Linked DNA regions of Homo sapiens: all the other regions are linked to region 1. Evidence: chromatin loops called from intact Hi-C (ENCODE). Cell type or tissue: PC-9. All regions are shown on one strand. Each heading gives the region's core, and the rest is flanking DNA. Links, peaks and the distances in the headings are about the cores only.

Evidence for each region. Hi-C counts contacts between places; a loop is a spot of excess contacts. Peaks named below come from ENCODE experiments on the same cell type or tissue, not always from the same donor. Only the 100,000 strongest peaks of a DNase experiment are listed, where the experiment ranks them.
Region 2: it touches region 1 in a loop (3-fold over the local background); 58 of 110 quality-filtered maps call a loop at or near these places.
Region 3: a loop joins it to region 1, with 2.4 times the contacts of the local background. A loop is called at or near these places in 36 of 110 quality-filtered maps.
Region 4: a loop joins it to region 1, with 5 times the contacts of the local background. A loop is called at or near these places in 11 of 110 quality-filtered maps.

What each region holds. Positions count from the first base shown.
Region 1 is chr7:134,940,663-134,948,171 of GRCh38, forward strand. It overlaps CALD1 (caldesmon 1), which reads left to right. Exons shown (of 15, transcript NM_033138.4): 7 at 430-575; 8 at 6,846-7,107. Among named protein-coding and RNA genes, the nearest start is that of AGBL3, 42 kb to the right of the region's middle. In PC-9, for the core only: CTCF peaks have their summits at 3,323 (motif pointing left) and 3,524; no DNase peak of the experiment used is centred there.
Region 2 is chr7:134,703,574-134,711,082 of GRCh38, forward strand. All of the region lies in intron 1 of LOC124901750 (a long non-coding RNA gene), which reads right to left. Among named protein-coding and RNA genes, the nearest start is that of BPGM, 60 kb to the left of the region's middle. RefSeq lists a silencer at 189-399. In PC-9, for the core only: no CTCF peak of the experiment used is centred there; a DNase peak (open chromatin) is centred at 3,078.
Region 3 is chr7:134,887,907-134,895,415 of GRCh38, forward strand. All of the region lies in intron 3 of CALD1 (caldesmon 1), which reads left to right. Among named protein-coding and RNA genes, the nearest start is that of AGBL3, 95 kb to the right of the region's middle. In PC-9, for the core only: no CTCF peak of the experiment used is centred there; DNase peaks (open chromatin) are centred at 3,535 and 3,925; H3K4me3 peaks cover 1,733 bases; H3K27ac peaks cover 1,006 bases.
Region 4 is chr7:134,511,074-134,518,582 of GRCh38, forward strand. No RefSeq gene overlaps it. Among named protein-coding and RNA genes, the nearest start is that of AKR1B10, 13 kb to the right of the region's middle. In PC-9, for the core only: CTCF peaks have their summits at 2,298 (motif pointing left), 2,499, 3,695 and 3,896; DNase peaks (open chromatin) are centred at 2,288, 3,688 and 4,958; H3K4me3 peaks cover 993 bases; H3K27ac peaks cover 3,537 bases.

The sequences.
Region 1 (7,509 bases), core at 1,157-5,156:
GTCTCTCTCACAGATTCTCTCACCATCCAGGAAGAAACCTGTCTAAGCAACGTGGTCATTCTTCCATCAAAGCCATCCTAATAATTGCTCTTCCCAGTGGGAACTGCAAACAGCTACTTTTACATGAAGTTCCCAGAACTTAGTGGTTTCCAAACAATAGTACTACCACTGCTCTTGAAAATAAAAACCTCAGTGAGATCAGGGATGATCTTACCTTCTTAAAATTGTGGTAAAGGTGTTTGTTCACAGGCTAAAGGACCATAGCTCATTCTCTAAGAATTTCACCTGATTCCAACTCTACCACATCTGAGTGGTTTCTTTCTGAGTTTTCTGCCTTCCTAACAATTTTGGGTCTTACTTGATGATACCAACCAAAACCTAATAAGATTTTTCTTGTTCTGTTTCTTCCTGATATGTACTGTTGGTTAGATCAAAGATGAAAAGATTAAAAAGGACAAAGAACCCAAAGAAGAAGTTAAGAGCTTCATGGATCGAAAGAAGGGATTTACAGAAGTTAAGTCGCAGAATGGAGAATTCATGACCCACAAACTTAAACATACTGAGAATACTTTCAGGTAAGAAGTAGCAACTAGTTAATAGAAACTGTGTTCACATGCAAAGAAAAAAAAAAAAAAGTCAGTCTTCCCATCCTGTGCTTCCAGACAGAAACGTGCTAAGCAGGCAGCATGCTTTTGTTGTGAGGTCATTAGCCATTGTCTTAGAGATACTCAGTCAGCAGGTCCAGTTCTTATATCACTAACAGAAGACCAGCAGTCATCGCTCAGACAGGGCTTAGTCTGCTTTTCCCATTATTTTGAAAGGCAGATCATGCTTGGCATCCATGTTTTTGTTCACTGACCTTTTGTGAGATTAGTGTATTAGAAAACATTATAACTGGGATTCATGTCATTCAATGATTCTCTATATGGTCTGACCACCTTCCTAAGAGACCTTTCTCAGTACCATTTTCAAGAATGCATTTTCTAAAGGTTGTAAATAAATATTGCATAAGACTAAGATTGTTTTGTGGCGAAATACTTGGGAAACACTGGATTAAGCTAAATTCCTCAGATTTCTTTACCACATGACTTTGAGAGCCCTTCATGTTCATTTTCATTGGAAGTCTCTAAGAGGGAGTGAGAGGTATGGACCTACTGCTCTATTTTATACAGTTTGGAAAAACTCTCTTGTATAGCTTGAGCTTTCCCCTCAACATAATCCCTTACCCCATCAAACTGAAAATCTGGGCAACTGATTATCAGACAGACGAGACCAGTATATTCAGGTAAATCCTCATTTCTAAATACAGTCGAATCCTGAGAGCTCTCTACCAATTTTGTAGAAGAACTTGAGGTGCAGACACTGGGCTGGCTACGTGATTCCTGTGCTCCTTCCCCACAAAACACTCTCTCCAACCACTGGGGCCAAATTCCAACCTCTGTTTTGTCACTGGTTGCTGTGCCAGATGTGCCGGAGAGGAGTCTTGGGTCCCTGCAATGTGGATTTCCCCGGGCTTGTTCCTTGGCTGCAGGCTTGCCTAGTGACCCTGTTTTTCTGAACACTTCAAATAAGAAAGTCATCAAGCAGGTTTGAGGGAGAAATCTGACATGCTCCTCACACCAAAGCCTTTGTAATATTCAAAAGCAGGCGGAGCTACTAGGGATGGATATTTCAGTCTCATCCAAGAGGCTAAGATGGATAAATACGGTTGCCCCAAAACAATTTTTTTGTACGTAAATTTAAGCAGAAACCTATTCATATTTATCCAAAGGAGAACCTAAAGCTCACAGAAGAAAAGGTGTACATAAAAGATCTAAATAAAATGATGAAGGTGTAAGAAAGGTAGAATCTATAGATATTACTTGGGATTGCCAAGAGAATAGATGTGAAAATTAAGTTTATTGAACATTCATAGAAAATCTACAAAGCGAGTTGATTCAGGTTGGTAAGTTGAGTCTAAAACTTGCTGAAGTGTCTGTAGTTTAATGTTTTAAAGCCCTAGAATAGTGTTAGGTTCATGAAAAGTGTTCAATGAATATTACCTAATATTACTATTTTTTAATAGTTTAAAAGATGTCTTGTAAACATAAGGTTCTTTTAAGGTATAAGTTTTTTGTTAAGAGAAATAACGTTTAAGAAAATCTGTCAGTAGAAAAAAGTCTGTTTAACAATTAGCAAACTTGCCAACAAGCTTCAAAGCTCAAATTAATAATTAACATGCCTATTGTGTAGAAATCCAAAAAGCTGGGTAATTCGAAGAAAGGAATAGTCACAAGAGATGGTGACAAGTTAAGTGCTAAGAACACTTACGTGTGACTCTGGCCTTAATTTTTCTATTTTGGGCAGGAAAAAAAAATACAGGAACAAGCTGCTACCATATTATTTATTTTTGTTTAGCCACCAACGTATGTGAGTTTTAGTTTCAATTAGAAGTTCACGCTGATTGAAGTAGAGAAGTATAGTTTTGCTCCATATACATATAAAATGAGGAGAGAGGAAGAGAGTATCCGCCTAGCCTCTATTTAGGTAAGTTTAGTACCTACCAGCTTCACTGAAAACAAGCTGTGTTCTTAATGGTCAAAGGCCTGATACTCATCTTGACTTACACCTAAGGAAGCCAAGGACGGGGGTAGGGTGGTGGGGGTGGGGTGCGGGGAGAAAGAACTTTATGGAACGATTTCCACATTAAGTGGCACCCTAATGCTGAGGTCATGCACATAGGCAGAGGTGGTGTGAACAAAACTTTTGCTCCTGTTTTGAGCATAGCTGCTTATGTGTGATTTAATTACTGTTCCCTTTGATATCTGCATTTTCTTGTAACTCGTTTTCTCTAAAACATGACATAAAAATCTCAATTCAATGAGCAAGATATAGCGATGCAAATTATACCAAGGGTTTTATAGAAAGTGCAAAATGGTTTTTTGATTTTTTATTTTTGAAGGTAGAAATTAAAAGATTTTTTCCGATTATAGAAAAAAATACTCATTATAAAAACGCTCAGAAAATAGAAGAATAAAAATAAGCACCCACCACCCAAAGATAACTAGCAGTAACACTTTTTCCAGATATTTATCTATGTATATAATATTCAAGATAAATGCACACACGTGTGTATATTTATATGTAGTATATACGTGTGTGAGTATACTTATAATTTTACATTGATTCTTGCACTGTGCATAAGAATGTGTCATAGCTTGCTTTCTATGCCAATAAATATAAGCCTATAATTAATGATATTAGATTCTACTGGATGGATGTATTAGGACTTATTTAGCCAGTCCCTAATGACGGACATTTTGATTGTCCAAAATGAAGACTGAGTGACACCTAGTGGAATCCATAGATGTTTCTATAGGCATGTGTTTTGCCGGTCCAGTTCCTGTACAGTAATATGATGAACACAAAGAGAGAGCAAACTCATTTTTGGAAGGAAAGACCCTAAATTGACTGAGAGAGGAGTCACAGGCCTGTGAACCTAGAAGACCCTGAAAGAGCCTTTGACAGCAAGGTTTTGAGGGACCCTTTAACCTTGTTTGAGTTCAAAATAAAAGTTTACCTGTAACTGGCATGAGCCTAGACCAATAGTTCTAAATTTTTTAACCTAAGCCCTTAGTAAGAAATAAATTTTACATAATGACCCAGTACACACCTGTATATATTTTTATAACTGAAACAAGTGTGTCAAGAAATGGTACTTTGTTTTGCTCTATGCAGTGCACTCTGATATTTTCTGTTTTTTTTTTTTTTAAATGTTGATTACAATCTACTAAATTGATTTTCTGGTCTGCAGCTTGAAAATTATTGTTCTGGAGGACACAGGATATTCAGAACTACTTCAGTGTTTAAAAAGCATGATATATAATATACATATATATATTATAAAATCAATATTGCACAGTGTATTTCTTGAGCCCATTTCTTGTTTTATTCTTCCTCTTGTTTCACAGCTAGAAACACTGTACCATTCTTTACATGTAGTAAATGATGTTAGGGTGTGATAATTCCTTTGTTCCTTAGACAAAAGTGTCAGGAATAGGATATCTACGTTGACATCTAGTTAAGAATGACCTTACTACTTGCTAATAAGTATTTAAATGGCAAAGCTGTATCTCTGTCTCTTAAAGACTACTTATAACAAGGGCTTCAAGCCTAAATTAAGCCACTAAATTCTGCTTAGTGAAGTCCCAGGCAAATCCAACTTAGGTGAACTCTGTGTTAGTGAAAACTCTGCATTCTACTGAAGTTCTACTTTGAGTATCGACATGTTTTAAAATTATCAGTGTTCTAACTGTATCATACAGTAAATTTATTAAAGAAACTCAGGGGTCACAGTAGGTGCTAATGATATGTCTTCATCTTTTTATAGTTGTGTAAAATACTAAAAATACCAGTTCCAAAATAAAATTTTACCATAAGGACTCTTGGGATAGCATTCTGTCTGAAGTCTTAATATGTTCCCAATTCTGCAATGAAATCCCTGTGTATCCTCCTTAATCACAAAAGAAAATTCAACATAATTTCAATTTTAGTTCTTACTTACATAAAAACGTACCCATTTCTTCCTGTTTTATAAGCTGTTCTACCTGATGAAGCTTCTGCTTCATCTCAGGCACGGAAGGTAGCTAGACCTAGACTGTAGAAACTCTAGAGACAGAGGTAGGAAACGCTTCTCTCAGACTCTATCCTGAAGGTTTGAGGTAAGAGGTGGAGAGATGGAATAACATGTTCTATTTCAGTTTATTCATTGTTTCATAACAAAACGTATTTAATTTCAGGTATAATTATAGTTACAAGAAGAGTACAACTAATAGATAAGCATTAGAATCTGATCATGGCTCGACTGCTTTCTAGCTTCCAAAAGTTTGAGTATATTATTCTCTGTCTTACCTGTGGTTTCCTTGTTTGTAAGATGGGGATAATAAACCTAACCTGACATCTTCCCAGTTATTGTGACTGTTAAATGAAGTAGTGGATATGAAAAGGGTTTAGAGAGCATAAAGAATGACATGTAAGTAATAACCTTAACCACATCATACCAAGCTAATTTCATAATTTTAAGTCTGTATAAGGAGTATTCCAGTTGTATTGGGGTCAAAGAGCATAGAAAATTCACAAATTGAAGCCATAGGTTAATGCAGTCATTAAGGACTTTCCTGGAGCAGCTCTGTAAGAATAGACATAAATCACTGTGTTTAGCTCTTAATCAAGAGGCAATGGGTAATTTCGTCTGCCAGAGATCAGCTGCTAGAGTCAAGCTCAAGGCACAGTTGTGGACAGATGGATTTACTTCAATGCCTACCCTTAGTTACAGCCACTTTTTCCCATTCCCAGCGCCTGAACCTTTCTGTCTTCCCTCCTGATCCATTACTCCAGGCAGACCCAAGTTAACCAGTAACTTACGGGAAAGGACTAGTAAGGCCACTACAAGACTTTTGAACTCATTCACAAGTAACCTTTTGGACTACATGCCTCCCTTTCTAATAACAACTAATATTTATACTGTAGATGATATAGAAATTATAGTATATCAGTATGATATCAGTATGATATCATACTGATATAATACATAAGCCCATGCAACCCACTGAGGTAAATAGAATAAATAGTATTTACCCATTTTTCCATGTTGTAGCATGTATCTTCTTAAAAATTGTGGTAAAAACAAACATCACCTAAAATTTACCATCTTAAGCATTTTTAAAAGTACAGTTAAGTAGTGTGAGGCATATTCATATTGTTGTGCAACAGATCTCCAAAACTCTTTTCATCTTGCAAGACTGAAAGACTACACCCATTAAACAGCAACTCTTTATTTCCTGCTACCGCCCACCCTCTGCCTCTGGTAACTACAGTTCTATTTCTGTCTCTATGAATTTGACTACTTTAGATCCCTCATATAAGTGGAATCACACAATATTTGTATGATTTCCGTGATTGGCTTATTTCACTTAGCATAGTATCTTCAAGGTTTATCCATGTTGTAACAGGTAACAAGATCTCCTTCCTTTTTTTTTTTTTTCTCTTTTTTTCTTACAGACAGAGTCTCGCTTTGTTGCCCAGGCTGGAGTGCAGTGGCACAATCTCGGCTCACTGCAACCCCTGCCTCCTGGGCTCAAGCAATTCTCCTGCCTCAGCCTCCAGAGTAGCTGGGACCACAGGCACACGCCGCCACGCCCGGCTAATTTTTTTTTTTTTGTATTTTAGTAGAGACAGGGTTTCACTGTGTTGCCCAGGCTGTCTTAAACTCCTGAGCTCAGGCAATCCGCCCGCCTCGGCCTCCCAAAGTGCTAGGATTACAGGCGTGAGCCACTGCACCCGGCCTCTCCTTCCTTTTTAAGGCTGAATAATATTCCATGGTATGGCTAGACCACCTTTTATTTATCCATTCCTGCTATGATGGACACTTGGGTTGCGTCCATCTCTTGGTCCTTGTAAATAATGCTGCTATGAACACGGGTATACAAATGTCTCTTCAAGACCTTGCTTTCCATTCTTTTAGAAGTGTATCAGAAGTGGGATTGCTGGATCACGTGGTAGTTCTCTTGTTGATTTTTTGAGGAACCTCCATACTGTTTCCATAGCAGCTGCACAACTTTACAATCCCATTTTACAGTGCATATTTGTCCCATTTTACAGCTGAGGAAACGAAGCACAAGTGGAAGAGCAGAGGCTCCTGGACTCTGTGATTCCGGGCAGACCCCTTCCCCAGCCTACCCCCTGGGCTAATGAGAGGCAGTGGGTATTTAGTCGGGGATGCAGAAGCCGCAGACCGACCTCCCCTTCCTCCAGGGAGACTACAGGCAAAAGCATGTAAACCCCTTTCCATTGCCCCCCAACCACAGCCGCCCTGGAGGGAGGGCCAGCGTGGACACCAAGGAGGCTGAGGGCGCCCCCCAGGTGGAAGCCGGCAAAAGGCTGGAGGAGCTTCGTCGTCGTCGCGGGGAGACCGAGAGCGAAGAGTTCGAGAAGCTCAAACAGAAGCAGCAGGAGGCGGCTTTGGAGCTGGAGGAACTCAAGAAAAAGAGGGAGGAGAGAAGGAAGGTCCTGGAGGAGGAAGAGCAGAGGAGGAAGCAGGAGGAAGCCGATCGAAAACTCAGAGAGGAGGTAAGGCGGGCGCTAGCCCACTGAGAACGTTGCCCGGGAAAATTCCCTAGTGCCGTGCGGCTGTTCTTTTGAGCATGGGCTCTCAAAAATATTTTTTTAAGAATAATAAACTTACCATGTGCTAGGTACTGTTTTATAACTTGTAGATGTATTAATTTGTCCACTGCTTCTAAGAACTCGCTGACCTAGGTACTAATCCCCATTTTACAGATGAGAAAACTGAGGCACAGAGAGGTTTTGTTTTTGTTTTTGTTTTTGTTTGTAACTTTCCCAAGGTCTCCCTTGAGTCTGCCTGACATGCAGGAGGAGCCCCATCATTAAAACCCTTTACTGCCTCTCAAAAAGGAAAAGTTAGAAAGCTGAAAAGGATGAAAGGTCTGCAAATTAGTTACCAGAATGAAG
Region 2 (7,509 bases), core at 1,261-5,260, 240 kb before region 1:
TTAGAACCACTGATGTGGTCCATTCTTCTCACCGACAAAACAAGGACCAGCTCTTTCTTTTTTCTCTGCTTCTTTTCAGACAGAAGGTGTTCGGGGTAGAGAAGCAGAGTTTGATCTCAGTGCTGCTTCTTCTTCTAAGCCACCGTGTTCAGAGAGCTAAGCATAAGGCAGAATGGAGGTGAGAAATCGCTCAGAAATTCTCAAAGCCCAGGCAAAGGGAGATTTGATTTCCTTTTGCATGCTTCCCCGAAGTATGTTAATTCTGGCGTAAACATGGTCTGAGGCATTACTAGGGTGAGGAGAAAGGCGTGCTGAGAAAGGAGGCCCTTACTCTCATAGGCCTTTCGTTGCAGGTCACAGGATGTCACTGATGGGTTGTTCTGAAAGCATTTGCCCCCTGCCACCCCCACCAAGCAGAGTCCTACCCGCTTACGAAAGCAGTTTCTTTGAGGTCAAAGGCTGAGAACAAACTGCAAATAAAAGCATCAGTCTCCTTTGCAGCTGACTCACTTAGGTCACCCCAGGGAGCAGCCAAACCACTGTATAAGGGAGGGACAGCTCAATTTGAGGCATGTATAAATTAGGAAATGTGTAGTACTAATGGATAATTAATAGGTTGTTTTATTTGCAGAGCCGATAGACAAATTTGGCATTCCGTGTGTTCAGACCTTTAAATATTTATAACCAAGAGCCTACAGGAGTACTGTTTCTGTAGAGACTTTTCTGATAGAGTATTGTGAATTTCAAAGTGCCCTTGGCTAAGCCTTTCTGCGATTTCATTCCACTTTTTTTTTTTTCTGCATATAATGGCTAAAGAAATTTTCCTGGGTCACCTTAGTAAACACTGTGTGGTAGTACTTTGAATGTTGTAGGGACCTGGGATACACCCACTACGCAGGGCTAACTACCAAGCAAAGAAGTCCCTTTGCTCATTAGAACAGATGGAAGGGCCAAACCTATCACAATTTAACTTTGAGAAACCACAGGACCTCATTGCCAATAGACTTTTTCTGAGGTGGGCCCTGGAGACCCCTCTGAAAAGTATTTCAGGAAATGTGAGAAGTTCGTGTCCTCTTAGAAAAACTTCAGCTACTCCTAGGGAGTCATAAGCAAACCCCAAATTCCAGAAAGGGGCTTCTTGGGGATTTTGAGACTTTGGGGAGTTTGAGAACTTGACCTTCCCAGAGTACCCTAGAGAGGGGTGAACTGATCAAGAACCATACACTCCATGGTACCACCTGCAAACCCTCTTCCTCACACCCAAAGGGAGTTCTTGGCCCTCACTGGGACTCCTTGCACCCCGGGGAAATGGGTCCAGGAGAGTTGAGCAACTCATCCAAAGTCCCACTACAGTGAGTGTCAGGGCTAGGGTTCAAGCTCACATCTGCCAAACCTCAAAGCCACACTGCAATATAATTATGAAAATAATACGATACTTTTGGTTACTGAGGCATGCTTCGCTGAACCTCAGATTCCTTACCTATCAAGCAGGGCTAATAACACCCACACGCAGAGTTAAGGTCAGTGTCAAATGAGATGATATGCTTATGTCGAGCACCCAACATTGTTTCTGGAACATAGAAGATGCATAACATAGGATTGCTATAATTTTTACTGTTGTTGGAGAGTGGAAACAAATCAGTGGGTTAAGGGAAGAGTGCACATTATTGTCTATAACCCAATAAAGAGAAAAATCAGTGATCTTTGGGAATTGAAAAGAAGTGTTACAAATTGTCACCCTATCCCACTCTGACTTAACAAATCTTTAGATCAGCCAATGAACAACAAGAATGATTGTTAGGGATGGTTGTAAGAGATTGGGTGGTGATATACTCAAGCCTGTTTTGAAGAGTGAAGCAACTCGCAGAGTTGCAAGTACAAATAATAAACGGACAGCAAACAAGAACATAGGAGCCAATCTGCTGATACCAGAAAGAGATGATCTCTGTCCTTCATTCAGCATGTAGTGAGCAGCTACCACATGCTGAGAACTGTGCCGGTATAGATTTGTGTCCCTCTCAGGAGGGTGCTTCTGGTGCTAGACAGAAAATTGGACACTCTGTGGGATCACTGACATGTCTGTAATGATAGGGAAAGACCATCCTAACAGATCCAGGTAAGCAGAGGACAGTAACACGGCTAAAAAGCGTCCAGTAGTAACAGCTGCTTCCACTGTTGACCATTCTTCTGAAGCACAGTTATATTTATTAGAAAAGCTTTTGCAAATATAATTTTACTAAAGTTGCAACATTTGATGTTAAATTCCAATGGGATCCACTTTCCTGGTAATGTGTCCAGATCCCTTGGGGGAGCACATGGTTTTGATGAGTGGAGAATACTAGAATACTAGAATGATGTGATTATTTCTACCAACCAAACAATGAATTATTCCTGCCAACCGAACAATGAAAAAAAGGGCTTTGTTTTGTTTTTGGTTCTCCTGCACTTATGTAGCTGTTGGAGTCTCTAGAAAGAAATAGCAGAAAAATATTTTGCAATTTCAAAGAGTACCTGTGGCCAAATGCTATACCATTCAAAGTTAGAAGTAGTTTTATGAAGTGAGTCAGTAAATTCAAGCAGTAGCTTTCTAATATTTGAGTGTTCTGTAAGCCAGTGGTTCTAGTATTTTGAATTCATTTTAAAATTAGGGACCAGGCACCCTGGTTTTTGCTGTAATCCAAATACTTGGGAGGCCAAAGTGGGAGGATCACTTGAGGCCAGGGGCTAAAGACCAAGCCTGGGCAACATAGCGAGACTCCATTTGTACAAAAAACAAACACGCAAAAAAATTAGCAGGGCCTGGTGGTGTGTGCCTGAAGTCCTAGCTACTCAGGTGGCTAAGGCGGGAGGATCTCTTGAGCCCAAGTTGAGGCTGCAGTTTTCCACAAAAGAAAGGACTTTTTCCACATTAACAAAAGGAGGATAAAAACATAGACTAAGGATAAAAGAGCCTCCTTTCCAAGAAAGGATGATAGGTAGCCTTAACCTTGTGGCATATTCCAGCTAGGTTTTGGCTAATGTCTGCATACTTTCCTTTGAGCATAAGCTGCTGGACTGCATTTTTTCACCCCCCGCCTTCATTTAGGTGGGGCCATGTGACTAGTTCTTAGCAATGGAGTGCAGAAGGGATGCATGCTTCCTCCGGGCCAGGTGGCTAGGTGCACGTGTGTCCTCTCTACCCTCCCTTCCCAGGTTCTAGAAGATGGCAGAGCCCCTGAATGGAAGGAGTGCAGGTCCCAGAATGACCACCGGAGCAGTCCTCACGTTCATGGACTGTGATAGAACTGCAAAATAACCCTTTATTGTGTTAAACAATTGAGATTTGAGGGTTATATATTAGAGGTGCATTATTATTTAGCTTAACTAGCACATCCCAATTCATGAATACATTTATACATTTATTTATTATATTTACTCTATGTGTTAATTTTTCTAACTGCTCTGTGAACCAGTAAAAACTTCATTACAGACAAGTTTGGGAAACACTGCTATATGGCCTGGATTTAGAAGTTCAAAATACAGAAGGGTAGAAGTTAGTGAATCATACCATCAAGAATTATGACTGGTTTTTTGCAATCTTTTTTATTTTTAAGGACTCTAGCGTAAAATTTACTAGTTACTCTACATTAAAAGGCCTATTTCTAGGGACTATCAAAGAATCACATATGTTAATTGATACAGAAGAGTCATTTCTACTTGGTCTATACCACACCATCTAATTTGATCTTAGCCTATCAGCATCCTGATATTTACTAGAGGCCTAGTGAATTTTCTGTTTCAAGTGTAATATTTAAGGCAACATTACCAAGTGCTCCTAGGAAAAGTCACACAAAAAATAAGTGATCTAGAATGTAACATTATGAAGATCTGGACAGGAAGGATTCAGATATCAATTTTTTAGAAAACAGCCCCTAGGCTGGGCATGGTGGCTCACACCTGTAATCCCAGCACTTTGGGAAGCTGAGGTGGGCAGATCACCTGAGGTCGGGAGTTCGAGACCAGCCTGAACAACATGGAGAAACACTGTCTCTACTAAAAATACAAAAATTAGCCAGATGTGGTGGCGCATGCCTGTAATCCCAGCTACTCAGGAGGCAGGAGAATCACTTGAACCCGGGAGGCGGAGGTTGCGGTGAGCCAAGATGGCACCATTGCACTCCAGCCTGGGCAACAAGAGCAAAACTCTATCTCAAAGAAAAAAGAAAATAGCTCCTAACTAATATATAGTTACAGAGATAGATAGACATATAGATAGATGATAGATGATAGATAGATAGATAGATAGATAGATAGATAGATAGACAGATAGCAACACCAATTAAAAAAAGAAAACCCTCAAATCACTCCAAACCAAAGGTAATATATTTTAAAAGGATACAGAGGGCAAATGAAATATGAGATTTATAGTGCCTGAATGTCAATCCTTAGTTTGACTCTGAAAGTATTAATGATAGGTAAGGTTTTGACAGTCATGTGTCCTGACTAACAAGTTAATAAATCAATACACAAAAGCAGCATTTTCAGTTTTTCAGACTACTTTTCATAATGTGACCAAACATGCATTGTGAAATCAGTCTGAAACTAGCCTCTTTTGTGAGGATAATCACACATTGCCCAATATCTAAAATGTCCCCAGTGCCTTCAAGGGCGTAGGTGCTAATTAAGGCCTTTGGAGTAGGTTTACAACATGCACACACACACAGTCTCATTATATTAAAAGTGGCACCTCATTTTTTTCTAATTTCAAATTTTATTTTAAATTTGTGTGGGTTCATAGTAGGTGTATATATTTATAGGGTACATGAGATGTTTTGATACAGGTATGCAATGTGTAACAACCACATCATGGAGAATGGAGTATCCATCCCCTCAAGCATTTATCATTTGTGTTATAAACAATCCAATTATATCTTCCTTTAGTTATTTTAAAATGTGCAGTTAAATTATTATTGACTATAGTCACCCTATTTTGCTATCAAATTATTCATTCTTCCTATTTTTTTGTACCCATTAACCATCCCCACCTCCTTTTCACCCCCCACCCCATATCATTTTTTGACCAAATACCATTACTCAATTTGGTAACAGTAGGGACCATTCATCTGATCATCTCCCCAAATAGAATCATACATTGACTACGGTGCACATTCAATACTCTTCACTGACAGCCATTGGTTGAATGACCCCTTTAATTTATGAGACCTTGGTCTGAATGACTTATGGCTGTTTCCACAACCTCAAGCCACCTTCTAAGATGTGAAGGAGATAGTGTGAGGTGGATAGTACACTCTGTTTGGAGGCAGACGTTCTGGCTTTCTTATTTGCCAGCTGTGAGTACTTGGGCAAACAACTTAACAGCTTGAGGCCTTGGTTTCTTCATGCCACAGAAGTTATACAGAGTCTTGGGAACATTTTGAGCATAAATGGGATAATGTATAAATAATATGATACATGGTATGATTATTTATTATTGTTATTTAAAGGCATATACATAGCCTGTGAAAATAACATCAAGATTTACAAGCTTTTGGATCCATGAAAGTTAATTGGAATAAGTTTTTCTCTTTGCAAAGTAGACAGCTCTTATTTGTTTTATTAGTCCTGGAATGCTGCTTAAAAACTCAGTCACACCACTACAACTTGAGGGATTAATAAAATGGGTGACAATTTGAAAAAGACCTTTACAATTTCCAGCTTTTTCTTTACCATTCACAAAGCACAAGAATGCTATTGAGACCGAAATAAGCGGGAGGTGGAGATTTAAAATGGAAAGTACCATCATGGGCATCTGAAGTTTCTTTTGGATTAGGCTCTGTTTAAAGAATGGAAAATATTTTTGCAATGGAAATTCTTGACATTAAGCCAAACACCTTTGTTGGATTATTTTCCTCTTGGGAGAGCTGATGCTCCCTCCCAGGCTGGCCACCTTATCTCTTTAGGGACTGACATCCCATCTGTAACCAATAATTTCAATATGGATTTTTTGAGCCCTGTATTTCCAGGAATTATTATTATTATTTATTTTATTTTTTTGAGACAGAGTCTGGCATTGTCGCCCAGGCTGGTGTGCAATGGCTCGATCTTGGCTCACTGCAACCTCTGCCTCCCAGGTTCAAGCAATTCTCTTGCCTCAGCCTCCCAAGTAGCTGGGATTACAGGCACCCGCCACCATGCCCAGTTAATTTTTTGTATTTTTAGTAGAGACAGGGTTTCACTATGTTGGCCAGGCTGATCTTGAAATCCTGACCTCGTGATCTGCCTGCCTCAGCCTCCCAAAGTGCTGGGATTACAGGCGTGAGCCACTGCTCCCGGCCAGGAATTAATTTTTAACAATAGATTGGTACAGGATTAAATGGCCCAGAAACAGTTAAGTATCAAAATGTCTTCCTATGTGACCAGTCTTTTAATTGCAGCAGAATAATACAATATTTTTTACATTTCTACAACATATATTTATTTGTAGAAAATTTGGAAAATGCAGGAAAACATAAAGACTAAAGTAATAACCACCCATAATCCTACTTCATTTTTGAGCCTAGCGTTTCAGTTTTTTTCTATGTATGTACATATATTTATACACATCTATATGTATGTTTACATGTGTAATATGTGTAATACATGCTTTGAGAGCTCATATTTACAAACTTCTAGAAACTGGCTTTTTTTTTTTTTTTTGAGATGGAATCTCGCTCTGTCACCAGGCTGGAGTGCAGTGGTGCAATCTCAGCTCACTGCAACATCTGCCTCCAGGGTTCAAGTGATTCTCCTGCCTCAGCCTCCTGAGTAGCTGAGATTATAGGCACCCACCACCATGCCTGGCTAATATTTGTATTTTTAGTAGAGGTGGGGTTTCACCATATTGGCCAGTCTGGTCTCCAACTCCTGATCTCAGGTGATCCGCCCACCTCAGCCTCCCAAAGCACTGGGATTACAGGCAGAACCGGCTTTTTAATTTAGTGTATCATGAACATTTCCCCATGTCATTGATTTTCTACTCCAGAATGATTGTAAATGACTGTAGAGTGCCTCACGGCAGTGGGTTTTGCTGTGGCCTGGCCACAGGGTTCAGGAAGCCTTTCCCCAGGGCAACACTGGGTTGTACTTCCCTGCCTGCCCTGCTCTGTAGGGGAGCACGGGCTCTAGGCAGGGCATCCCATAGAGGTACCCGCATGCTCTGCCACCGCCAAGGTCACGCTCCCTGTGTTGTCCCATGGGGTTAACCGAACCAGCAGTTGCACCCTCTCGTGCTTGAGGATTTTCACAGTCTCAATGGGAGGGGGAAGGGAAGGGGAGGAGGCTTCCTATAGGGGCCACCCTGCATGTGAAGGGTGCCAGTGTGGCCCAGCAGTGAACCCCCCAGGCTGGTGTCAGGCTGACTGGTTTCTGAATCCCTGCCCCACTGTACTCTAGCTCTAAGCCCTCCGGCAAGGTTTCGAACCTCTCTGGCTGAGATAAGGTGATAACAAAAGTGCTTACTTCAAAGAGTTGTGAGAATTAAGTAAGAAATCC
Region 3 (7,509 bases), core at 1,379-5,378, 53 kb before region 1:
AAGCGCATTAGGGCATATGCACAGCACTTCCCACATACCTCTCTTCCCTAGGGAATTGTTTCAAGGTAGAAGCTGTTCTTAAACAACTGCTGCAGACTCTAAAGTCTGGAACAGATCTTGTGGTCCGGTCTCCCACCTCCATGAAGTAAAGTTATTTTTAAAAAATCATATTTTCTTAATAAAGGACCACCCTGTGGTGGGAGCTGTTCCTTTCTATTACAGTCTGACCTCCCTCAAACCTTCCCAGCCCAGAATCTCTTTGATGAAAAATTAAACAATAAAGTGTCCAGAAACAAAGGATACTATGAGTAATCTCAGAATGGCCCAGACTTTCATTTTTCCTAGTAAGAGTCCTGAAGCATCATCAAATTCATGATACCTATTATCTTGCTGAAGGATGACTGGCCCACTTGTTCATGGTGCCAATGAATAGTCATTAGTTCACTTCTCAGAGACACCAGTTCTGGCAGCTGGACACTGGGTACCATTCTCTGCTATGCAGTGAAAGCACACAGGCCTGTAGGTCTCTGCAGGACCAGAACACTGTGCACAAATAACCTTTAGATTGTTATTTCTCAATCCTCTTACCTTGCCTCTCCAGCCCCAGGCACCAGGTCTCAGAGGACTCTTGGAAGCACTTGCCTAGCCCAGCCCTGCTCTCAGCTCATGATTCACTTGTTATCTCTATGCGTCTTCCCGCGTTGCCTGTCTTTCATTGGCCTTTGTGTTCTTCCTCTTCCCAGAGAGTGTCTGAACCAGGTCCAAGACTCACTTCTCTCTTCACTCTTCCCATGTCAGTACCCTACCAGGTAGCATGAGCTATAACACCACTGGGTTTTACTATCACAAACTGAAGACAGACAGCTGCTTCCCAAATGCATGCCCCTAATAACAAAGGAGGGTGCGCGCTGTTTCCCTTTCCCTCTTTTGGCAATTAGGGAAATAGCCTGGTGGACATCCTGTGTACAGCTGGCAATTAGCACACTTTCTGTACATGGATTCTGCACATGAGTGGAAGACTACTAAATTCTTGCTCTCCTCCATGGAGAATACTGGCCAGAAAGAACCACAATTTTTTTTTCTAGGTTTTTCCATTTTATGAACCTATTCTGAATATGCCAAAACCATACCTGTCACCTCAGAATTGGCGTGGGGGGCTGGGGAGGAGGGAATCAGGAGGTGATAGCTTTCTCGCATGGCTGCGACAAATAACTAGAAACTTGGTGGCTTTAAACGACACAACTTATTCTGTACAGTTCTATAGGTTAGATGTCTGGCACAGGTCTCACTGGGCTAACATCAAGGTGTCAGCAGGGCTGTATTCCTTCCTGGAGGCTCCAGGGGAGAATCCATTTCCTTGCCTTTTCCAGCTTCTAGAGGAAGTCACATTCCCAGGCTCTTGGACCCCCTCTCCATCTTCAAAGCCATCACCAGTCTGTCTGCCCACCCTGACAGATAAGCTCCTCTAACCACAGCTGGAAAGGGGTCTCTGATTTTAAAGAGCCATGTGATTCATTCCAGCACACCTGGATAATCCAGGATGCTCTCCCCATCTCTATGCCTTTAATTTCATCATATCGACAAGGTCCCTTTTGCCACGCAAATTAACATGTTCTCAGGTTCTGGAGATTTGCGGGAAACGTTATTCCACCTACCATAGAAAACCACCGACTTTTGTAAGTAATTGAAGGGAAAAAATTAATTGGGCAAAATTCGGTAGAAAGAGAAGCAGCAGAATGCCTCGATACATGTTTCTGTCTCAGTTCTAGAGCGAGAAACTCAGGACAAGTCAGTGTATATTTAAGTCCTCTTGTGTGAAGGCAGATGTATCTCTACTTTTATGGGTGTCTTATGTGCTACTTTCATCAATATATGTTCGGTGATCATATGTGTAATCAGAGATATTTAAATGCATATATACATAATGATATATAGAGATAATTAACTTTAAGTTTATTAAACTGTATTTACTCTATAAACTATGACTTCATTTTTTGTTTTGTTTTGTTTTTTGTTTTTTGAGATGGAGTCTCACTCTGTCGCTCAGGTTGGAGTGCAGTGGCGCCATCTCAGCTCACTGCAACCTCCGCCTCCTGGGTTCAAGCAATTCTCCTGCCGCAGCCTCCCAAGTAGCTGGGACTACAGGCACCTGCCACCAAGCCCGGGTAATTTTTGTATTTTTAGTAGAGACGGGGTTTCACCATGTTGGCCAGGCTGGTCTCAAACTCCTGACCTTGATCCACCTGCCTCAGCCTCCCCGAGTGCTGGGATTACAGGCATGAGCCACCTCGCCTGGCCTATAAACTACGACTCTGATGACCGCATAGTATTTAAGCAAGAAAACAACCAAAATGTTCTAGCTAAAGTGGAGACCACTTAACCTAACCCAATTAAACTTTAAGTTGAACACAAGAGTAGTAGATGCAGTTCAGCTCCATGACATTGGGTGAGTTGTCTAAATGCTCTGTGCTTTGGTGTCCTTGTCTGCGTGTGACATGAAGCCGCAGATCTCAAAGATCTCTTTCATTCCGTGAAAGCGCTCTCAATGTGTGAAGTTGACTGCTTCTCCTGCTGTTTACCAAGAGAATAATCTTAACTCTACATTGTGGAGATCGGATTTGTTCTCACTTGACAGAAAGCCAGTCCCACGAGCAGCTTGGTACCCAAATACCAGTCTGTTTAGTGCTCATTAGAGATGAAGAACCATATTCATAAGTCAAGCTGAGACGGAGTGTCATCTCCAGACAGAATCAACACCACCCCCTCCTCAGGAACTGGGATTTGGCTGCTTTCCAAGCCGCTGCTGACCAGGTTCCATTGCCCAGCTTGGCTGATGAGATCACTGGCAGAGTACCATGGGTGCAGACGGGGCCTGCTGTTTCAACATGTTCTCAGGAGGGCTCTTGCCCACATTTCTTGGAGAGGTGTGAGCACCAAACATGCTGAACCATCCAGCCCATCACTGAGCAGGGCCATCTCTCTTCATCCCTTTTCATTTGGTTTGCATTTTTATGTCATGCTCCTTCCCTGGATAAAAGGGATAAGAGGAGTTTCTCAGATTTGATTTCTCAGTGGGAACTGTTTGCTTTGGAAGCCACCTACACCAATGCTAATTGAGAACAGAGCTCAGAATGGGAGCCTGAGAACTGCACCCGGATGAACTTTTTGGTGGGCTGATTTCTGTTGATCTTGTCAGAATTAGGTTGTATATGCATGTAATACCATGATCAACTATTTTCCAAAAGGCTGAGCAAATGCATCAGTGTCTTTTTCCTTTGACCAGTTACTTACCTTGGAAAAATTATTTGTAGTTAAGCATATAAAGTCTTCATCAGGAAAACTACTGGAGATCCTGGCCCTGACTACCCAGCAATAACATTTCTGGAACTCCCGAAGCAATCAGTGCTCTCTGATCGCTAAACATGATGGGCTTCTATTAGAGAGATTACAGTAAAAAATAACAATCAGCTCTCTGATGATCCTGTGAGGAGGGAACGGGTTGGGAGGAGTAGATTTGGCTGAGGACAAGCCCAGACTTTCGTCACAGGGACAGACCAACGTGTTAACACAAAGGGAGAACACGGGAGCATCCTGCACCGTGCATTTCAGCCACAGATCACATGGCCCCTCCGCGGGCCCAGCCCACGCCCTGACCGCCCGGCCTGGCCAGGTCTCCGTATCTCTCTGCCCCGCCGCCCCTTCCCAACTGCGGACATGCTGGGTGGATCCGGATCGCATGGAAGACGCAGCCTGGCCGCGCTCTCCCAGTGAGTCCTCATTTCGTCTCTTTGGTTTTTTCCTTTCTTTTTTTTTTTTATAAAAAACAAACGAATTGTTGTAAAAAAAAAAAAAAAAAAAAAAATGTGGGAGTGGGAGGGGAGAGGAGGAGACACCAGGCAGGAAAGGAATGCAGTGAGTGTGTGAGTTTCAGACCTGTCTGAAACTTTCTGGTTTCCACTTCATGGTTGCTCTGATTCGCTGGCTTTTCTCGTTTCCATTTTAATGGTGGTTTGTGGACCATTTGCCAGGAGTTTATACCTAGGCACGGGTTTCTCCGTTTCAAATACCAATCCATAAAGCATTGTGTTTCTAAAGGTCTGCTGTTAATTTAGACCTTAGCCCTCCGTTCAGAATGATCCATTTGCAGGGCTCAGAGATTTTGGCTAAAGCACACATTGCCCAATCCTTAGAGTAAACAGCCAAAGCCCTCAATATACTGACCATCTGACTAAGACAGAACAAGACCCAGAGCATATGCTATTGATCAGGGAATTGTTCAGATAACGGACTCCAAGGGTTTAGGATCATGAAATCCTGGAATGTTAAAGCCAGAAGGGAGGCCTTTAGACTCTTTGGTGCAATGCTGTCTTTCAATAGGCAGGGAAACAGAAACCAGAGGGGCAACTCAACTTACCCCAAAGCAGACAACAGTCGGTAGCAAAGCCATGTCTTTGTACTCTCATGCAAAGGGCCGTTTTCACACTGGTGTTTATGAGGTTTGAAAAACTTACTGGGTCTTGGGAAAAGGTACCGCACAAGAATTAGAACACCAAATGGCCTTTCAGTAAATCTTTTCCATTTTTGAGAGTTTTGGCACCGATTCAGCATGACAATTGTTGTTCCAGTTGTTCCAGCGTTTGTGCAACAGTTAATCAAATAAACAGAGAAACTCATCAGGGTCCTAAAAACAAGACCCATGTCCATTACATTAGCAGATCTCTTGGAGAGCTAGTTTCCGTAAGTGTGGTTGGTTATTCACGTGGGAGAGCTCAAAGGGACTTTAGACGTTATCTGTATAGTCCAGTGCTTATCAAACTTTTTAAAAAATCAAATTTAATCTTAAGGGGAACGCTATTGTATAAAGGAGATGTTCTGGTTAAAGAAAAGGTTTGGGATCTAGAGCTCCTCATCCTCGCTCTACTCTGCAGTCATAGCCCACTGCACAATTCTACCCCTCTCCTCATCCCTCTTCTACCCCACCTCCCCACCCTCTTCATCAAAACTTCCTTGGAATCCTAGGTCTCCATGGAATAGTTCAGAAACCACTGATCTCATTGAAAGCCTTCATTTCAGATGAGGAAACTGAGGCACAGGAAGGGCTTGCCCAGGGTCACACAGCTGATCAGCAATAGAGCGTGGGATGCTAGGAAAAGAGCCCAGTCTGGCTGGCTGTCTCTCTCTCAACTCATGGTCCTGAGGCTTGTTTCCACTCCTTCATGCCTATGATTCTATCAGTCTCCTTTCTCTGTGTCTCTCTTCTCTGTTTACTCTGCCATTTCCTGGATTTCAACAGCTATTACCTCTCACCGGGATGGTTGTCATTGCCTGCCATCTGGTCCTCGGCCTCTGTCTCTCTCCCCTTTCTGATCCAGCCCCCTACAGCCCCCACCTATGAAGATAAAGTCCATTCTCCTTACTACAGCATTCAAATTTCTCCACAACATGCCTTCACTATTTCTTCCCATTCTGACTTCCGCCAGGGAGAATGTTAAAAACATTGTGGGGAAATAAATAAATGATGGGCATAATTTTACCAGATTCTGCAGAAATGACAAAAGAAATGCACACAGGGATGTCGAGATTTGTAAAAACTATAGGAGTACCTGATCCGGTGAAATAAGATCACTCACAGCTCCCCAAACTCAGCATATACAAGCCACCACTGTTTCTTGACTCATTCTATTCCCTACACAGGGAATACCCTCACCCTCCTGTTTCTGACCTCCTTTCTGTTCTGCAAGGCCCTGATCAAATGCTCCCTTCCTCTGTAAACCTTCCTCATTCCTCACTTCTCTCACTCTAATAACCTTTGCCCATCCTTCTATTACTAGCTTTGTACCGTCAATCGAGGAAAATGACGAGGCAAGTCTCAATCATTTTAGGAGGTTTACTTGCCAAAGTTAAGGATGTGCCTGGGAGATAGGTCTATGCCTTTATCTGAAGATGATTTTGAGGGCTCCAGATTTAAAGGGGAAAGGGTGGGGATATTGAGAAGTACACAATTTTCATCTAAGTGAATCTGTGTTTTGTACATAAGATCACATAAACAAAGGGGGCAGAGGAAAAATGCGGGGAATCTGCATTTTACGTATGATAACAGACAAAATGGGGTAGGGCGACACTCAGATATGCATTTGTGTCTGGTGGGCCAGGGTGACTGCACCTATAAAGATAAGCTGTCCATTTGCATTGCCATGGTGAAGTTTTAACAGCTCTCTAGGAATGTCCTTGTGGACAAAATATGGGGGAGGCTTGTGTAGCTTTTCACCTTGTAGCCATCTTATTTAGGAACTAAAAGGGGAAGGCTTTGAGTGACCCAGTTCCCGGCTTGACTTTTCCGTTTGTCTAAATGCGTTCGGGGTACCAAAATTTAATTTCCTTTCAATAAAGTTATTGTTGAACATAGCTATCTTCCCTCCCAATAAATGGCAATTCACTTGAGGGCAGGAATGATTTTGAATCTTTGAAGCTTCAGCATCCAGAACAGTGCTGATGCTCCAGAAATATTCTTTAAGTTTCCTATTATTGAGTAAATCAAACTCAATTCCCCTTAGTTTACCTTTTTCATTTGAACCGTTTGAACACACAAAGCCTTCACTCCTTTTGCTTTGCTAGACGTACTAGGTTAAATGCTAAAACAGGTGCTCAACAAAATGAATTCTAAGTTCCTTTGCATTTCCATCAGATAATTTATCTCTGTTTCATCACCTGTAGAGCAAGATTGGCTGTGATTTTTTAATGAGACATGTTAAAATTCCTGAATGCCAAGACCTACACAAGGGCCATGTTATTTTCAGGAGCAGTCGTGAATGGTTGTTCAGTTATTTAGATTTCAAGGCATGTTTAATTTGTTCCTACCAAGATCACTGAGAGATTCTGTCACTTGCGGTTTAATATTTTCACTGGTACTTTTATCATTTTCCCAAAGCCTAAGGAAGTTTACTTGCAACAAGATTTGGGGTTTCCTGTAAATATTTGTTTTAGTCCATAAAGGGTTATTTTTCTTATAGAGAAGTGTGCTTTTATATATCTTGCAGCTGAAAGTTAAAAGTTTTTTGTGTGTGTTACATTTTGTAACAAACATGGAAGGGTATGTAAATTGTAAAATCATGGAGTCAAGGAAACGTAGGAAATTATTTAGTTCATCCCACTGTTTTCTGAGGGAACTGAATCCAAAACAGTGCTGGGAAATAAATAAATAAATAAATAAATAAATAAATAAATAAATAAATAATTGGCACAATTTTTAAAGATTCTGCAGAAATGACAAAGGAAATAAACATAAGAATATTGAGATTTGTCAAAAGTTTAGGAATGCCTGGCTTATTCAATGTTATCAGGAAATGTAGCATTATAATTATCCAGGATGCTAAATTTGGTTTTATATATGTATGTGTGTGTGTGTGTGTGTGTGTGTGTGTGTGTGTGTGTGTGTGTATGTATTTAGTGGAAACTCTTTGCCTTCATTAAAGCAGATATTACAACACATTTAAAACATTTTCAAATTGC
Region 4 (7,509 bases), core at 1,866-5,865, 430 kb before region 1:
TTTGTCCCTCAAATATCCCTCAAATATTCTGCAGAAAGACAACTATCCCTCAGGGGCTTTGAGCACCAAGGAAGAGCCTGGCTTCTCAGCCTTGGAACATGAGAGCACAGCTTCTTTGCTGACCTTGGTGTGTGTTTATCACAGGTGACACATAAAGCTTTCTTTCAGACCCAGGACATAGGCACACAGCTTCTCGGTTAGCCTCCCAAGTTTCTGAAGCCCTGATTGTGGGTGTGGGGACTTTGTGCAAGCCAGGGTTATGTTCTTGGAGGGGGTAGTGTTGAAGCCCTGTTTTTCAGACCCTGGACATCTGCACGTAACTGCTCCACTGGCCTAGGGGCATGTCAGGTGCTTGGTGGGTTGAGGACCTGTTCTCCTTGGGGGAGAACACATAGTTATTTGGCTGGCACAAGAGCAGGTTCATCCTGGGTGAGACTGCTAGGTTATTCTTCCAGCTGTATTGGAGATAGCATGGGTTTGTTTCACTGTTGTGCAGGACAAGAGTCATAGCCAATCCTGGGACCAGCCTCTGTACAGTTGGGTACCATGTGGGTTTGGTGGAATGAAGATAGAGCCCCAGTGCTAGAGAGGCACAATGACTATGGCCCCAGAGCAGGGCACACTCCGGCAGTAGGTCTGTTCTCAGGATGGCTCCATGGCTCAGTGGCGTAAGGCGGAGTGCACACCTTATGCACCTCACCTGGAGTGACACAGCTGAGTGAATTCTCAGCAGCTTTCCAAACTGGACTCAGCGCTTACCAGGATGTGGGATTCTCCCATAGTAAGGACTGGAGGTGTTTGCAGTGGCAAGGGGTGACAGGGGGTTCTTCTGTTTACCTTTTTCCCCTAAGAAGTAGTCCTCTTATCTCTGGGCCAGTCCGATCCAGGTGGGTGAGATGGGGCTGCGGAGGCCATGTGCCTCCATCCTGTCCTCCTGAGCCTCCAACCACCTCAGAAGCATCTCCACTCCCCTGCTTCACTCCATCGCTCTCCTTTTGGCACTCCAGTCAAATTTCAGCTGTATATTTATTGCCTTGGTCCTTTCTTGTAGGGAAGATAAGGGTCAGGCATCTCTAGTCAGCCATCTTGCTAATGTCACTCTTCTATTTAATCAAAGTTGTATGTGAAACAGGAGCCTTCAGAAATAAAACCTCCAAAACCTAGGGAAAACTGTTTTTATGCTTAGGTTTGATGAAGAATGAACAGCTGTGTAGAAATGTGATTGCACAAAAGGATGGGCTCTAATGGCAATATACTAAGAGCGGGTGGGAAGCCCAGCAAAGCCAGTCTGTTCAGATTCTTCTTGGCCACTCTGTTGAGCATTCCTTCCTCCTGGCCATATGGCAGGACCCCTATGGATTGAGAGTCTTATGGCCTACTATCAGATAAGGCAGGTAAGCTCCTACACAGAAAGGTGGGAGAAAGGTTAGAGTAATATTTTTAGGTTTTATGACTCACCTTGGGGAGAGGAAATTCTGGTTTCTATGATTCACTTCAGGGGAGAATGAGGGGCAAGAGACAGGAGGGTAGGAGAAGATCTTGCTTCTGAGCCTGCTTTCAGGGCCTTCCAATTTCCTTTTTTTCAAAGTGCTAAACTTGAGATACAGTTTTCTGAGCCCCAACAATCTTTTTTCGGTGTATCACCCCAATGTTCCCTTGCTCAGCTGTCATGTGAAGACAAATATAGCCAGGTGGTTAAAAAAAAAAACACACTATGAGGTCCCTAATCACCTGAAGAAGAAATCTCAGGTCTGCCCACCTAAGGCCACACGAAGTGCTTCCCTCTTGTGAAGGCTGAAATCAGCAGGAATCTTCCCCTGTGGGGAGTGAGGTTGGCACAGGGAACAGGGTAAGTTTCTAGGCAGCATGTGTAGGTAGGGAAGGGGTGCTGACATCGCGGCCTCTCAAACATCAACATGAACAGGTATCACATGGGAATCTTGTGAAAATGTAGAGTCTGACTCAGAGGGTCTGGGGTGGGATCCGAAATTCTGCTTTTCTGTCAAGCTCCTAGGTGATGCCAATGCTGCCAGTCCTCTAAACATACTTTGAGAAGCCAAAGAGGGACATGGAATGGGAAATGATGAGGATTCAAAGACAAAGTTTTCCTTCATTGGGAAATTGCCTTGGTCCACCTCTGGACCTGGGCTTGAGTTCCAGATTGTGTTCTAAATGGACTTTAATTTTTTATGCCTATGTAGACTTGGTTAAACCTTGTTGCCTTTCTCTAGAAAGCATTTTCTCAGGGCAAGTTTTGTGACTTTCCTGGAAAGCCCAGGACATAGGTATGTGCTACCCTCTGCTGGTTAAAGTCTGACATGTACACAATCTGCCGCGGCCCCAGGCTTGATTTTGGATGGGGTTTCCCGATCACACCTGAAATTGTCAAGGCAGTTCCAGGCCAGGAAAGGGATTAGATTGACTCCTTCAATCTTCTAGGTTTGCTCTGTAACAAACCTTTATTTTGGTTTTTGTAGTTGTTGTTTTGTTTTTTTGTTTTGACATGGAGTATCGCTCTGTTGCCCAGGCTGGAGGGCAGTGGCGAGATCTTCGCTCACTGCAACCTCTGCCTCCCCAGTTCAAGCAATTTTCCCTGCCTCAGCTTCCTGAGTAGCTGGGATTACAGGCACCCGCCACGACACCCAGCTAATTTTTGTATTTTTAGTAGAGACGGGGTTTCACCATGTTGGCCAGGCTGGTCTCGAACTCCTGACCTCAAGTGATCCGCCTGCCTCGGCCTCCCAGAAGTGCTGGCGTTACAGGAGTGAGCCACCATACCCAGCCTTGTAACAAACCTTTAGATACACACATTTTCTGAGCTTCACCACAGTGGCGAGAACTTGCTTCTATTGCAAGTAATGGGTCTAGGGTGGATGGATCTAACGCAAATATCTAACACATCTTCAAACGATGTGTTAGAACTGTTAGGGCACTTGCAATCATCTAGTATTGGGTGTTTCAGAAATACTTCGAAGGTTTTTTTTGCCAAAGAGAAAATAAATAATATGTAGGCGGAAAAAGCATTTCACATTATTCTAGTATGCCACCCCTTTTCTCTACTGAGAACCACCACAGTATCATTTTTACACATGAAGAAACTGAGGCTCAAAGTGGCTAATGAATAGGTCACATTGATAGCAGAAAAGCTGGCACTAGGACCTAAGTCCTGGCACATGCTGCCTCCCTGGGATTCCCAGGTCATGTCCAATGCTGCCTCACTCTGTGTGAGATGGTGATGACACTCCTTCAAGACCAGGATGGGTGACTCTCCAGAGCTTTACCACCCTCTCCTGCCCAGTAAGTCAGCTTGGCAAAAGTAGCTTCTTTGGTCAGAAGGAGAAGAAAGAGGTGACAGCAGGGAAGACTACACCAATTATTTTTAATAGAAGTTCTGTAGGAGTAGACCCAACCGTGGTTCTTTCCAGCCCTAGTTTGACAAGGATGATGTTGGTAGTGACCCCCAAGAGACCCTAGAACTGGGAATTTAAGCCCCAGGAGTCTTCTTTTAGAGATCACTATGGAAGATAGGGATAAATGAGATGGTGGGTAGTGCCACCCCCATCCCCTTTGTAAATAATAAAACAATATCCTTCCAGTTTCCGTCTTAAAACAGAGAGGGACTCCAGCTGTGATCTGAATACAGCAGGTTTCTTTACGTAACCCAGTTAGTAGAAATTCATCATCAGACCACTAGGGGGAGTGTGGACTGATTATGGGGAAAAGCGCCAAGAAGAAAGCAAAAAACAACGTGGCTACAAGTAGCCACCAGGAAAAGAGGGTGGAGAGTGATAGATAGATAGATAGACAGATAGATGATAGATAGGTAGGTAGATAGATAGATAGATAGATAGATAGATAGATAGATAGATAGATAGATTTGTGGGGAAAAATCTAAGTGGACAATTCTGCTGTCTGTTCTTTACTGCCTGCTGTCCTCTGAAACAATTTTAAATCTTCAACACCTTCCCTTCAAGTTCAGCTGAGGATCACTTTGCATATTTCAAGACGTCAGACGCATCGTGAAAATAGACAAGTGCCACCTAGTTGTCCTACTGTCAATTCCACCACCTCCCTCCATCCTCTGCTGTTGTATACTCAAATGAAGGTTTCTTCCTGTTACAGAAGGAGGCATGACTGTGGTCCTACCCAGGACTTTCTAAGGGATGGGAGAGCAAGAAGAGTTTCGGTGCATCTATTCTCAGATGCTCACGGAGTCTGAGCTGGTGCCTTTTATACCCTGCTGGTCATACAGACATATTCTTGCCATACAATCAGCCCCAGTGCCAGACTTCTCTGTGTGTGTCGGGGCGGGGGGTGGGGGGATGTGTCGTGTCCATGCCAGGTGCAAGTCATGCATCTCATCTGGGAGTTACATTTCTGATTTCAGTTAGACAGTTCAGGTGATTTCAAGGCCTGCCAGAATGAACCCTAACAGCACAATCCACCCTAGACCCATGGTCAGCCTTTTTACGACAAAACAATTACTCTTAGTTTGACAGCAATGTCAAACTCTGCCTCTCTCCTCCACTTTATAAGGACCCATGTGATTACATCGGGCCCACCAGAATAATCCAGGATAATCCCCTCGTCTCAAAGTCAGCAGATTGGCAGGCTTAATTCCATCTGCAACCTTAATTCTCCTTTGCCATGTAACCTAATATATTCACAGGTGCCAGGGATTAGGGCATGAACATCTTTGTGGGGGGCATTATTTTGCCTACCACACCCTGTGTTATTTCTCATAAGAGTATAAACTTGAGGCTATATCTCTGTTATGTCTGGAGTGCACAGGATTCAAAATGTTTGGAGTACACAGTCAAACTCCTTTCCTCTGGGTATATGGCTTTAACAAATATTGCTTCCCAAGGAAAGAGGCTCTACAACAGGGCCCATCTATTCCCCATGGGAAACGCTCTAATGCTTTTCCAAATTTGTCCAATCACCATGAGTCACACTATAAAAAGAATGGTCAGCACTGAGTCATGGTGCTTAAGCCGTGGAAGAACATGTCGGTAGGTTGCTTTCTCTAATTAAACATTTTCATTGACTGGGTGGCTTATAAGTCTTCTGTGAGTATGTAACTTGAAATTCTGCTGTGAGATGCCCTGGTCATTGTGTTGGGGATATCTCAGACTCCATTTGAATTAAGACATCTAATAACCCAGCTGTGCTGGCATGCAGGCTCATTCCCATTTCCAGGTTTGGGCATGTCATCTTAGTAGCTGCTATAATTGTCAGTCCTGTACTGTCATGCCAGGTAACTTGTCATCTTTGTCCCTCATCCTGAAATAGGATGCTTCTAGTTTTTCTATTTATGTTAGGTCTTTTTCTTCAACATGTCTTTCCTTATTAAAAATGAATTCTGCCTGGTCAACGATTTCTAGCCCAGTTTCCAATCTTCCTAAAGCTCTCTTACTTTGGGTGGGCTGATGCTGTTTGAGCCACCAGACACATTGTTGCCATTGAGTACTCATTGCTTTAGTGTAATTTGGAAATAAAGTGGAGATCCAAAAATGTTGAATTCTTCAGGGTAAGGACGTATAAGTAGTAGTGATCCCTAGGTAAATTTTGGTTTGTGTATATTGTAATGCTTCTCAGCAGACAGACTTAAAATGGAGCTTCTTTGAGCCTTGCACTCCTATTGGAGTGTTTTTCTTTTCTTTTCTTTTCTTTTCTTTTCTTTTCTTTTCTTTTCTTTTCTTTTCTTTTCTTTTCTTTTCTTTTCTTCCCCCAAGTTGGAGTCTCGCACTGTTGCCTCGGCTGGAGTGCAATGGCGTGATCTCGGCTCACTGCAACTTTCCGTCTCCCAGCTTCAAGCGATTCTCCCGCCTCAGCCTCCCGTGTAGCTGGGATTACAGGCACCCACCACCAGGCTTGGCTAACTTTGTATTTTTAGTAGAGACGGGGTTTCACTATGTTGGTCAGGCTGGTCTCAGAACCATACATGTCTAATTGCTGGCTTTTCATTCTCAGGAATGCAGGATCACCAAGTTGTATATCATTACTTTCTCTATCAGTGATCCAAGTATTTTAATTGTGCCTTCACCTCTTCATGGATTTTCTTTTTCTACTCACAACGGCTTTTTTAAAGACATAATTTTATAACAGATGGAGCATTCAATGGATAATTTATATCCCAATACCTTTCTTAAACCTTCACTAATCACAATTAATGGTCATGCAGTGTTCATTCAAAAGATTATTGATCAGTGTTCTCTGGATTTGACAGGGGAAATATTCTGCTGCTTTCTAACTTAAGTCCTAAGGCTCATAAGTTTGACCTTGATGCAGCTCACGTCTTGGTTTTTTAAAAGAGGAGGAGTTCTCAGCAGACAGAGTTCTCCCTCCCAAGGGGAATCTGGATCAAAACTTATGAGATAATATTATTCTCTTGCTCCAGCCTCTGCAAGGCACCGAATTGCAGGTAGATATCACAATCATTTGTTGACTTTTTTCTCCCAATGACAATCTTACCTTTCTTTCATTCATCATTAATTTTCATCAAACATTTTCCTACAAATGAGGTCCCTCTTTTCAGCCATTGGACAATTCCTATTGTTGGTAGCAGTATGGGACATGCCAGGGCTTCCCTTTACAGTCATTTGCAATCATTGAGGGTCAGACTAAATAAGTACAGAAACAGAGGACCATCTTGTCCATTAGGCAACAAAATAATTGCAATAGCCCCACTTTAGTGAGGTGTAGAAAAAGAATAATCCTTTTTGGTAATTGACCCAAGAATAATTGTATCAATCCCTAGGGAATTCTTGCAATTAGGTTCTATTTTATAGGTATAGTATCTTGTTTTGGAATATTACCAGCCTATGGGACCCTTTGTTGTATGAATAGCTCTGGTTCAGGGACTAGCAGGTTTGCCATTCAACAAGGAAATTGTGGTGAAGAAAGGAAGAGTTGGCTTCAAGTTTCTGTATTGTCTCCTATTTCCTAATCCGCTACAAAAGTGTAGCAATTTATCTAATGGAAACTCACCTTTAAATATTCTCATGTCAACTTGCAAAACATATCTCTGAAGATAGTAGACCAGCTTTTCAATCCTTTTGAAAGCAGATGCTTTAGTTGTTCATTCGAACTTTCTATAAACCTATTAACTTGATAGTGATAAGAAATATAATAAATTCATTGAATGTGATGCTTCTTGGGCCCTTGTTGTGCTGTGTGGGTAGTGAAATGTTTGCTTTAATTTGATGAAATATAACTAGGTGGGAAACACTGATGTAGAATGCTTTTTTGTTGTTGTTAGTGTTCTTTTTTTAAATTGTAGGTCCTAAGGGAAAAGAGGCTACTTGCTGGTGAATAAAATGTACCCCTCCTGTGGTTTGCCTGATAGCATGTTCCTGTATGCATCATTTCCATTCTATGATGGAACTTCTTTGAGCCTTGTACTCCTGTTGGAGTGCTTTTCTTTTCTTTTCTTCTTTTTTTCCCCCAAGTTGGAGTCTCACACTGTTGCCTCGGCTGGAGTGCAATGGCGTGATCCCGGCTCACTGC